2 separate regions of the Homo sapiens genome follow, and region 1 is linked to region 2. Evidence: read pairs that join two places in POLR2A ChIA-PET (ENCODE). Cell type or tissue: MCF 10A. All regions are shown on one strand. Each heading gives the region's core, and the rest is flanking DNA. Links, peaks and the distances in the headings are about the cores only.

Region 1 (5,000 bases), core at 1-5,000, 1.5 Mb after region 2:
CATCTTGGGGCCTTTCAGGACACACCTCTGTGGAGGGAGCATGGGCATCTTAGCCACGGGGCTGGGGCACCCTCTTCAGGACAGGTTGTGACCAGGGCTCCGGCATACCACTTCCACCCCTCAGCCCACCTCACCATCAGGTCCTCTGAGAAGCAGACAAAAAGGATGAGGAGGAAGAGGAGGAAGGTGATGCTATACGTGATGGCCAGAGCTGGGGGCCTGAAGGGAGACAAAAGCGAGGCCTTGAAGTGCCAGAACAGGCTCCCTGTGTGCTATGAAGGTGCTGTGTGAGCTGGGTGGGAGATAGGGGAAGTGGTTCTGGGGAATCTGGGTTGGCTGGCGATGGGGTCCCGGCTGATAGAAGACATTGCATTCTGATGATCTGGGTTGGCTGGCTTAAGGGTCTAGAGCAGTGTCGAGGTGGAACAGGGACCCATATGGTGGGGAGTGGGGGCTCACAAGAATGGCTGAGGCTACGGCAGACTGATCTCTGGGCCTTTAGCCCAAAGCTCTTTAACTTGGCTGAGTTTTTTTTTTTTCTTTTTTTTTGAGGCGGAGTCTCGCTCTGTTGCCCTGGCTGGAGTGCAGTGGTGTGATCTTGGCTCACTGCAAACTCCGCCTCCCGGGTTTGAGCGATTCTCCTGCCTCAGCCTCCCGAGTAGCTGGGATTACAGGCGCCTGCCATCTCACCCAGCAAATTTTTGTATTTTTAGTAGAGATGGGGTTTCACCATGTTGGCCAGGCTAGTCTTTCACTCCTGACCTCAGGTGATCCACCTGCCTCAGCCTCCCAGAGTGCTGGGATTACAGGCGTGAGCCATCACACCCGGCCACCTGGCTGAGTTAAGAACAAGTCCTCATCCCTCCTAGCAGTGGACTAGGAATGAGGGCCTACTTTCTAAGCTCATGCATTTGCTGCCAGATTTGGGTTTCTCAATGGAAACAAACTGGCCTTCATGGGGATGTTGTTAGAATCAAAAGAGATGCTCATGGGAAAATGCTAGGGCTGTGTAGAAAGTCCACAGGATCTACAAGGTTAAGATAAGGGCCGTGATTATCATTTTCCCCAGAACACATGTTTCCTCTGTGGGTAAGTGCCTGAAGCTAAGGGGAAGGGGTGAAGGAAGAAAGTGTGGCCCGGGGTCATGAGGGCAAGGTGATCCGCTTATGACAGCCAGGGCCTCCTTTGCCTGGGGCACTCTCACCTGTTTGTCACTAGCATCTGGATGATGAAGTTGGAGAGAAAAACCAGGAAGGTGCAGGCTTCATAGTATTTGAAGGCGGGGATTGCAGAGAGTCGGTACTGAAAGTGAGAGGGCCAGAGGTGGAGACAGGGTCCAGTGCTACCCATCACCTTGAAGGCATCACTCCCAGGCAAGGGGTGGGCTCCTCAGCCTCACCGCCCAGGCTCCAGTTCAGTTCCATGTAGACCCTACCAGTTCTCCAAGGAGTTACCCTCCTTCCTCCCCCTACCATCTAGTAGCTCAGTCTACAGAGTGACTTTCCTTTAGAGAGAGGCACAAGCTCCTCACCCCTAGGATCACAAACTGAGCAGACTTGGGGAGGAGACCCAAGGGCTGACCCCTCCCCAGCACCAAGGAACTAAAGTTGGGAAGTTGTTTGGTGCCACCCACACCACAGCCCACCTCTTTCTCCATCTCCTTCTCTCTGAAGTACAGTGTCAGTGGGTTGAAGTCCTTCGACTGCTTCCACTGTCTGGTGGGAGGTGGGAGGGTGGGTGAAAGCACCAGAGAACAGAGGGCACAGAAGGGCAGGAAGAGGGCAGAGTGAGGGCAAGAGGGGGTGGTCAGGCGAGTCTTCCCTCCAGCCCCTCAGGGAGCACCATCCCTTCTCCACCATATGACCTCAGGGCCTGCGGCCCCCCCAGCCCTCTTTGTTCTCCGTACTTCTGCGAGTTGAGCTGCTCAATGACCTGGAAGAACTTGGCATCCCCGGTGTCCAGTTCATCATCTAGTCCCCGGGGGGTACGGCTCCTGCACAGTGAGAGCCAAGTCCATCACCACAGAGACCCTCAGAGCGTCTGGGCAAAGCAGGAGCAGACCCCCAGGGAGGATGGAGGGGGTCATCCAGACAGCCCCACTGGCAAAGACTTTGAGGCCTCCTCACCGATCCAGGCTCCACTGGGTGCTGAAGGAAGCCAGGGTCTTCTCCTGTTGGGAGAGCACAGGGGGAGGTGGGCATGGTGGGTGTTTTCCCTGCAGTGAGGTAGACCATGAGCCACACTGCATGCTCTATACATGTCTTTGACCTTGGGCATTTCACTGGGCTCTTTCTTTTGCCTCTAATGACCTCTCTGTCTCCCAAATCCCACCTGCCCTTGAAGGGGAGGTTTGAATCTCCTTAAAGTTTCCCCCTGACTCTCTAGACTCCCAGGATCTTTGTGTGTGTGTGTGTGTGTGTGTGTGTGTGTGTGTGTGTGTGTGACTGAATCTTGCTCTGTCACCAGGCTGGAGTGCAATGGCATGATCTCGGCTCACCACAACTTCCACCTCCCAGGTTCAACCGATTTTCCTGCCTCAGCCTTCCAGGTGGCTGGGATTACAGGCATGTGCCACCACGCCCAGCTAATTTTTGCATTTTTAGTAGAGATGGGGTTTCACCATGTTGGTCAGGCTGGTCTCAAACTGCTGACCTTAGGTGATCCGCCTGCCTCGGCTTCTCAAAGTGCTGGGATTATAGGCATGAGCCACCGTACCTGGCTGGATTTTTTTTTTTTTTTTTGCAACGGAGTTTCGCTCTTGTTGCCCAGGCTGGAGTGCATTGGTGCAATCTCAGCTCACTGCAACCTCCGCCTTCCAGGTTCAAGCAATTCTCTTGCCTCAGCCTCCTGAGTAGCTGGGATTGCAGGCACGCACCACCACGCCTGGCTGATTTTTGTATTTTTAGTAGAGATGGGGTTTCGCCATGTTGGCCGGGCTGGTCTCAAACTACTGACCTCAAGCTATCCATCTGCCTCATCCTCCCAAAGTACTGGGATTACAGGTGTGAGCCACCGTGCCTGGCAAGATTTCTAATATTTGACTGAGCCCCTGGAACTTCAGGGGCTAAGTGGATTTCTGTGCTAGTGAAGGTCCTGCCTCAGGAGACACCCTTGAACAAAGGGTCCTGCTCTTCCACCCTAATACTCCCTAGCCTGCACACCAGTGGAAAGCGGCAGGAGGTCTAGCATGGGCCCCGGCAGGCATTCCTGCTATGTAATTGTACCTAACACCATCTCACAGTCCCTGGGCTTGTAGCAGTCCCCACACACCACTCCACCCATGCTGGAGGTCTCATCCTGCAACAGTCAGCTGAACCTCAGCTTCTTCCTTCCTCTTCCTCCTGCCAGCTTAACCCTCTGACCTCTCCCCTACCTCATGTTAACACTTGGAATTAAGTACTTCCTGCAACCACTGCTGCCAGTGTCCTTCCCCCACTCCCCAGTGTTGGGGGGTTGAAGAAGAGAGCATGCAGTTTCAGGAATTGAGTTAAACAGAGACATTTCCTGGTGCTATGGGTGCACAGCCCTAGAATCAGAGACAGGAGGAAGTGGGGGGTCCAACTGCCTTTGTGGTGTCAGGGGAAGGCACTCTCCTGAGTAGAGGCTGGGGAGTTATGGACATGGTGTGTGGGTGGCAAGCCACCCAGGCACCGAGGCAAGAGACAGAGGACACGAGCAGTTCCAGTATAATAAAATATAAAACAAGAATTGTTATACCAGATATAGATCTTAGATATGATTATATATGAGTATCATTAATCATTAGTGGGTAGCAATTACTTTTTATTCCAATATTATGATAATCCTCACTCAATAATCATAGCCTAGGAAAAACCAGGCCATACAGAGATAGGAGCTGAGGGGACATAGTGAGAAGTGACCAGAAGACAGGAGTGCGAGCCTTCTGTTATGCCTGGACAGGGCCACCAGAGGGCTCCTTGGTCTAGCGGTGACGCCAGCATCTGGGAAGACGCCCGTCACCAAGCGGATCATGGTCCAGCGGTAGCAAAAGGTGTCAAGAAACAACACCAGCTACTTAGCAGACCGGGAAAGCGGGGTGGGGGGGGGGGTCTCCCTTTCCCTGGGGGAGTTTAGAGAAGACTCTGCTCCTCCACCTCTTGTGGAGGCCCTGACATCAGTCAGGCTCACCCACAGTTATCCGGAGGCCTAACCGTCTCCCTGTGATGCTGTGCTTCAGTGGTCACGCTCCTAGTCCACCTTCATGTTCCATCCTGTACACCTGGCTCTGCCTTCCAGATAGCAGTAGTAAATTAGTGAAAATACTAATAGTCCCTGATATGCAGAAATAATGGTGTAAGCTGTCTTTCTCTTTGTCTCCTCTCCCTCTCTGCCTCGGCTGCCAGGCAGGGAAGGGCCCCCTGTCCAGTGGATATGTGACCCACATGACCTTACCTATCATTGGAGGTGACTCACATTCTTTACCTTGCCCCTTCTGCCTTGTATCCAATAAATAACAGCGCAGCCCGACATTCGGGGCCACTACCGGTCTCCGCGCATTGGTGGTAGTGGTCCCCCGGGCCCAGCTGCCTTTTCTCTTATCTCTTTGTCTTGTGTCTTTATTTCTACACTCTCTCGTCGTCGCACACAGGGAGAGACCCACCGACCCTGTGGGGCTGGTCCCTACAATGGTGTCTGTAGGGATCTTGTATCTTCTCTGAGGTGAGCTGGAGGGCTCTTTCTCTAGAAGGAGGGGCAAGGAAGGGCCTGAACCAGTGACTGGGGTGACAAGACAGTTCGGGACTTTGGGATGTCACAAATCATTAAGTGGCTCACTGGTGGTGGGGGCAGGGAAGGCTGCCAGTGGGGCCTGAGGATACTGGGGGTGGATTTAACTAAGCTCTGGGGCTCAGGATGAAGGTGCACATACCGGGAGAGGGGTGGAGGTGGACACAGGGCTGTCTCCGTGGCTCAGGTGGGCAAAAGGCTTGGCTGCGCCCCAGGACTCCAGGTAACGGGTCATCAGCAGTGATGGACGCATC
Region 2 (6,214 bases), core at 1-5,000:
GTGCGACCCCAGGGCGTGGGCCCGGCCGCGGAGCCCACACTGCCCGGCTGACCCGGTGGTCTCGGACCATGTCTCCCGCCCCAAGACCCCCCCGTTGTCTCCTGCTCCCCCTGCTCACGCTCGGCACCGCGCTCGCCTCCCTCGGCTCGGCCCAAAGCAGCAGCTTCAGCCCCGAAGTAAGTGAGCTTCCCGGCCCTTCCCGGAGTCGCGCCCGCCGGGAGGCGAGCCCGGGGGTCTCCTAGGGGACAGCCTCTATTCGGAGAGGAGGGCTTTTGGGATCTCCGCTGCTCAGGCCTGCAGGATTCCCCCTCCCTTTCTTTTTCCTCTTCGTCTCCAAACTTCCAGATCGATCCAACTTTTGCCCGCTTCCAACCAGCTGCCCCCACCCCCTGCGCCGCCGACTCTCCTTCCCATTCCTTCTTTTTTCCCAGTCCTTGGAAGAACTTTACAACTGGGGCGAACTCCCCCTTCCCCGATTCCCTTGGGCTCTGCTCTCAGCTCTGGAACCGCCTGATAAACATTTGGACTCCGCTCAAACCCCGCGCTGTCCCGGCTCCTCGTCATGCGCGAGAGTTTGTTGTTTCTTCGACTTCCCAGCTCTCCAGCGCTCTCCCGCCGGCGCGCCCTCCGATGGGCGCTTCGGCCTCCCCGGGTGGCCCAGGCCTTCAGCGGACGAGTCTGCGGCCAGGTGGGGGTCGAGGGTGGACGGCCGAGCGTCCAGGGCCACAGCCCCCGTCTCCCCGAGAGGACCCCGCTGTGTCCCTACCCGCATCCCTGGCGTCGAGGGTCGCAGCGCCGGCGCGCTGGCCGCGTTTCCGTACACACAAAGCTCTCCTTGTGAGCCGGGCGATCGGCCGGGTCGCTGCCTCCCCCTATCCCCACCCGCGTCGGCGCCTTCAGGCCCTTTTTGTTGTTAATAGTTTTTCTGTGTTAATTGCAGGGAGCCTGGGGGCGTCGCTTGGGGAATGGGGAGAGGGTCTGGTCCGGGGTGCCCTCACGTCGGGGCTGGCTCGGGCGCCCCCCACCCTCACCCCGGCCCAGACGGTGGCCCACCGGGCCCCAGAGGAAGCTGCGTGGGAGTTGTCTGAGGAGGTTTTTCCTCTCTCTCTCTTATTTTGGGGTGAAGGTGGGAGACGGATTTAATGAGCTTCTTATTTTGGGCCATCTCAACCCACTCAGCCTGGCAAGGGCCTGGGTGCGGTTGGGAGGGGCCAGGAAGGGCCCTAGAAGGGGGATGGGATATGGGTTTGGCTTCTCCTCCTTGGTCCCACCCCGGAGAAAACTCTTTGGAAAGAATACTGTCTTCTCTCTGCGTCCCTGAAAGGGTCTGGGGCCGACTGGAAAAGTATGGCCCCAGGAATCGGGGTGGAAGACGAAACGTGGAGTGCTCAGAGACCAGGGAGAGTAAAAACCTGCCCTGGTGCTGGAGGCTGAGCCTGACTGTCCGGGAGGAGTCGTCCTCTTCCCAGGCCTAGAGTCCTCTGAGACCTGAAAGGGAGCGCCCCTAACAAAACGAGCCTGAGCATCTGGGGAGCTGCCGACCGCCAACTTCACTGCCTTACCTTTTTTCCCTCCCCTGCTTTGCTGGGTCCCCCAGGGGAGGGGCGGCTGCCCTGGCTCCGTTTTAATTGGGTCATGGGCGGTCCCAGTGCCAGAACCACCATTTGCTTCTGGGCCCAGGAAGGGAGGGAGGAGCAGCCCCAGAGGCTAGGATCCAGGGCCTACTGCAGAGCTGGAGGTCCCCCCACCCTCCCCTGGACCCCTAAGCCAAGGTGGGAGGTGTTCCGTTGACTTTCTCCTAGGGGATACCTTGCATCTCTCTCATTCGCAAAGACAAAGCCAGCCGACTGGGTTCTTTGACCCAACATAGTTGCTTTTTTCTCCAGGCCAATGTGGAGGGAAAGCTGGGGTGGTGCAGGCCTCATGCAGCTGGGTCCCTCCTACCAGGCCTCCAGAGTCCTGCACCAGCTCCAGGACAGCCCTCTCCTCCCCATGGCCTGTCTGGCGCTGGGCCCTTCCTCCCACCCAGCCGCAGACACAAGAGTCCTCTCTTCTGTGGTTTCGACCTCATAGTCTCTGTGAGGAGAGAAACTTGCCTAGGCCTGGGGGGAGGAGAGGGATGGGGGCACTTCCTTTCCAGGCCTTGCGGCTCTCTTGACTCCAGGGAAGTCCTTCATTTGACTGAGCCTTCATTTTTCTCCCGAGGGTATGGGGTGGAGGTTGTAGGTGTGAATATTTAGACCCCCCTAGCTTCTTGAACGACTCCAGAGGGGATTTCCCCCAGAGCTCCTGGATGTGGATTCTCCCCATCTCTTCTGTCCCGTCTTCCTTCTGTCGTTCTGTCTTCTCCCCATCTTCCTTCTGTCGTTCTGCTCTAGGCAAATTCTCTCAGCTTTGCTCTCTGAGGGTTGACGGGGCCTGGCCTCAGTCCTCCTGCCTTCCAGCGTCAGTAGACCAGTCCCATCCTTCCCCAAGTCCTGAAGCAGCTGCTCCTCAACCAAGGGTCATAAGCCCGGGGTGTGTTTATCCTGCAGGTATGCTAGGGGCAAAAGACATTTCCTGCATAGTTAGGCACAGGCCACAGCAGGCCTCCCCAGGCACTGGCTGTGGCATCAGCCAGAACAGGTCAGGGCAAGCCTGCAGCTCCCTGAGAGCAGCCCCGGACTGGTGTGGACTGCTTGGCTCCCTCTGGTATACCAAAGGTTAAATGTCACTCCTTCCTCTACCCCTGAGGAGGGGCTCTCAGAGCCTCAGAGCTAGGTGGTGCTAGGGTTGTTCTAGCCAAGACTGTTGGCTGGGAAAAGGCTGGGTTGTTTACATCTCGGGTTCTAGCTCGCATCAGCCTTGGGGGGGGATCACTTCCCAGAACCATGTTGCAATTCTTGCCCCTGTGGGCTCAGGTCCCCAGTCAGCTGCTCTTGAGTCACCCCCAGTCCCCATGCAAGACTACTGCCCCATCACCAGGACCTGAGCCCAGAGGTGAAGGACCATGTGGCAATCCAATCCTGATGACCTTGGCTAGGAGATACAGCACCCAACAGCAGCCTCCCCCATCTCCCCTCCAAGATCCCATCCTGGGCAACCTACAGCCGCTTCCTGAACTCCCTAAGAAAGCAAAGCTGGAGCAGGGACTAGAGCTATCTGGGTGGTGTCTTCTCCCCATAAAAGAATCCAAGCATCTTCATATTTCATATATAACTTGGCTTGTTTTACTTTTTTTTTTTTTTTTTTTTTTTTGAGACAGAGTCTCGCTCTGTCACCCAGGCTGAGTGCAGTGGCGGGATCTTGGCTAACTGCAACCTTGGCCTCCCAGGTTCAGCAATTCTCCTACCACAGCTTCCTGAGTAGCTGGGATTACAGGTGCCCACCACCACGTGCAGCTAATTTTTGTATTTTTAGTAGAGACAGGGTTTCACCCTGTTGGCTAGGCTGGTCTCGAACTCCTGACCTCAGGTGATCTGCCCGCCTTGGCCTCCCAAACTGTCGGGATTACAGGCGTCAGCCACCACGCCCAGCCTGGCTTGTTTTACTTTGAGGCTTTAAGAAAATACTCCATTGTTCTTACAATAAAGGCTGACTTTCTCCTCAACAGGGCTTTGCAGTGTGTGTACCTTTTAATCAAACACCAAAAACCTAACATTAATTTAATTTAAGGCAATATGCCAGCCTTTATATTATGACCAATTCACAACATACCTGAAATAAAATACAGTCACCAAGTCTCCTCCTCCACCCCTATGTCCCACTTCCTCTGTTGAGAATCTTTTTTTTTTTTTTGAGACGGAGTCTTGCTTTGTCTCCCAGGCTGGAGTGCAGTGGCGCAATCTCAGCTCGCTGCAAGCTCCGCCTCCTGCGTTCACACCATTCTTCTGCCTCAGCCTCCTGAGTAGCTGGGACTACAAGCGCCCGCCACCGTGCCCGGCTAATATTTTTTGTATTTTTAGTAGAGACAGGGTTTCACCGTGTTAGCCAGGATGGTCTCGATCTCCTGACCTCGTGATCAGCCTGCCTCGGCCTCCCAAAGTGCTGGGATTACAGGTGTGAGCCACCGCGCCCGGCCACTGCTGAGAATCTTAAATAGGCCTTTAGGTTCCAAGCCATAGGTCAGATGCTGCTTGGATAAGGACAGCGGCAGGATCCTGGCTTCAGCTGGATCACACCTCTTACCACATTCCAAGTTCCTAGTTTCCCCTCGTAGCAGCCAGCCTTAGCTCTAGCTCTTTTTTCTGCCCTCCTTTCTAAAAAGATCTCAGCTGTGAGGGTCCTGGGGACATGGCACTCCCATCCCAGGAGGGCCTCAGGTCAAGCCCAATAGTAGAGCTCACTCAGCCTGTCAACACCCCTCCCCACACATCATGGGCATAGCCCAGTCCCAGGTGGAACATGCTATATTTGTAAGAACACTGACATGGGGGAGAAAAGTGCTAGAAGGAATCACAGCTCTGAGAAGACATCTCAGAACCCCATTAAACCACCAGGGCTCTCTCTCATTTTCAAGAGAGCTACAGCCAAAAGCCTGTTTGGGCCCATAGCCCCGAGGGGACAAGCTATAGCCCCGAGGGGCCTGGGCCAGAGATCAGGTCTAGCCTGGGAGTTCCTCCAGACCTGCTGCCGGAGCCAAGCTGGGAACCCACTGCCCTTTCCTTGCCAAGCCAAGGCTGTATGCTGGGCATTGTCGGGGAGGTAGAGGCACCCTATGGGCCAGGTGGGGACACTCTAAGCCATACCCCTTTCCCTACAGGCCTGGCTACAGCAATATGGCTACCTGCCTCCCGGGGACCTACGTACCCACACACAGCGCTCACCCCAGTCACTCTCAGCGGCCATCGCTGCCATGCAGAAGTTTTACGGCTTGCAAGTAACAGGCAAAGCTGATGCAGACACCATGAAGTAAGTGCTAGACCCTGGCAGGAGTTCTGCCTAGCATCCACTGACAATGCCAGCGCCAGAGATGTTCCTACCTGAATGCCTGGCTTGTGCACCCCACTCCCCCATATCTCATCCCCACGTGCTGATCCTGACCCTCTCATATTCACCCTGACCTCATAACCTTGGCCTTTCCCCACATTGACACACAGCAAGTCTTACCCAACACTGATCGTGGAGACCTTTCTCTTTCATACACTGCACTGATCCCAATCCTCGCACCCAAACCCACTCCAGGGCCATGAGGCGCCCCCGATGTGGTGTTCCAGACAAGTTTGGGGCTGAGATCAAGGCCAATGTTCGAAGGAAGCGCTACGCCATCCAGGGTCTCAAATGGCAACATAATGAAATCACTTTCTGGTGAGTCCAACAGGCAAGCAACCTTTCTCACATCTGGTTATTATTTCCTACCCATTGTGCTTATGCAGGGACTCAGAGACCCCCTGCCCCACTCCCCTCAGTTCCTGGGAAGCATCCGTGGGAGTGGGGAGGAAAATGGCTCTCATCCTTGAGAGAGGTGTAGCCATCAAGGGTGCACCCCAGTGCCAGAGAGCCAGAGCCTGAGGATCCCTTGTTCTTGAGACAGAGGCGTTGCGCATGAGGTAGCAGGAAGAGCTGGGTCAGGCAGAGGTGGCTGGGCCGCGCAGTCAGACCTGGGAGAGTGCAGGGAAGGAGAATGTTGCCCCTCTTTATCCTAACACACCCCATCCTCTCCCCACGTGGCTGGACCTCAGCATCCAGAATTACACCCCCAAGGTGGGCGAGTATGCCACATACGAGGCCATTCGCAAGGCGTTCCGCGTGTGGGAGAGTGCCACACCACTGCGCTTCCGCGAGGTGCCCTATGCCTACATCCGTGAGGGCCATGAGAAGCAGGCCGACATCATGATCTTCTTTGCCGAGGGCTTCCATGGCGACAGCACGCCCTTCGATGGTGAGGGCGGCTTCCTGGCCCATGCCTACTTCCCAGGCCCCAACATTGGAGGAGACACCCACTTTGACTCTGCCGAGCCTTGGACTGTCAGGAATGAGGATCTGAATGGTGAGCCAAGTATCCCTGGGACTTACTCTGGAAAAAGCCAACAGTCATTTGTAGGGGTGGTTCCCCTCCCTCCTTCCAAAATCTCCGGGCTAGAAGGGACCACAGAGACCTTCTGATCTAACTTCTGACAAAAGCAGGAGTCCTGTTTGAGCTATTTACATCTGGTCCCCCCTCTCACCCACTGACTGGCTTTCCAGTCAAAGACTTCAAAGCATCCTTATTGCCCACTTTTCCAGACCGATGTCA

Evidence for each region. ChIA-PET counts read pairs that join two places held together with the same protein. Peaks named below come from ENCODE experiments on the same cell type or tissue, not always from the same donor. Only the 100,000 strongest peaks of a DNase experiment are listed, where the experiment ranks them.
Region 1: POLR2A ChIA-PET joins it to region 2 with 5 read pairs; 2 of 35 experiments call an interaction of 5 or more read pairs at or near these places.

Annotation. Positions count from the first base shown.
Region 1 is chr14:24,324,173-24,329,172 of GRCh38, forward strand. ADCY4 (adenylate cyclase 4) reads right to left here. Exons shown (of 25, transcript NM_001198568.2): 10 at 4,889-5,000; 11 at 2,127-2,170; 12 at 1,907-1,993; 13 at 1,646-1,715; 14 at 1,205-1,302; 15 at 135-219; 16 at 1-27. Among named protein-coding and RNA genes, the nearest start is that of ADCY4, 8.4 kb to the right of the region's middle. In MCF 10A, for the core only: a CTCF peak has its summit at 3,899 (motif pointing right); no DNase peak of the experiment used is centred there.
Region 2 is chr14:22,836,750-22,842,963 of GRCh38, forward strand. MMP14 (matrix metallopeptidase 14) reads left to right here. Exons shown (of 10, transcript NM_004995.4): 1 at 1-176; 2 at 4,742-4,890; 3 at 5,164-5,286; 4 at 5,661-5,968. The coding sequence starts at 69. Among named protein-coding and RNA genes, the nearest start is that of MMP14, 3.3 kb to the left of the region's middle. In MCF 10A, for the core only: no CTCF peak of the experiment used is centred there; DNase peaks (open chromatin) are centred at 572, 1,262 and 2,612.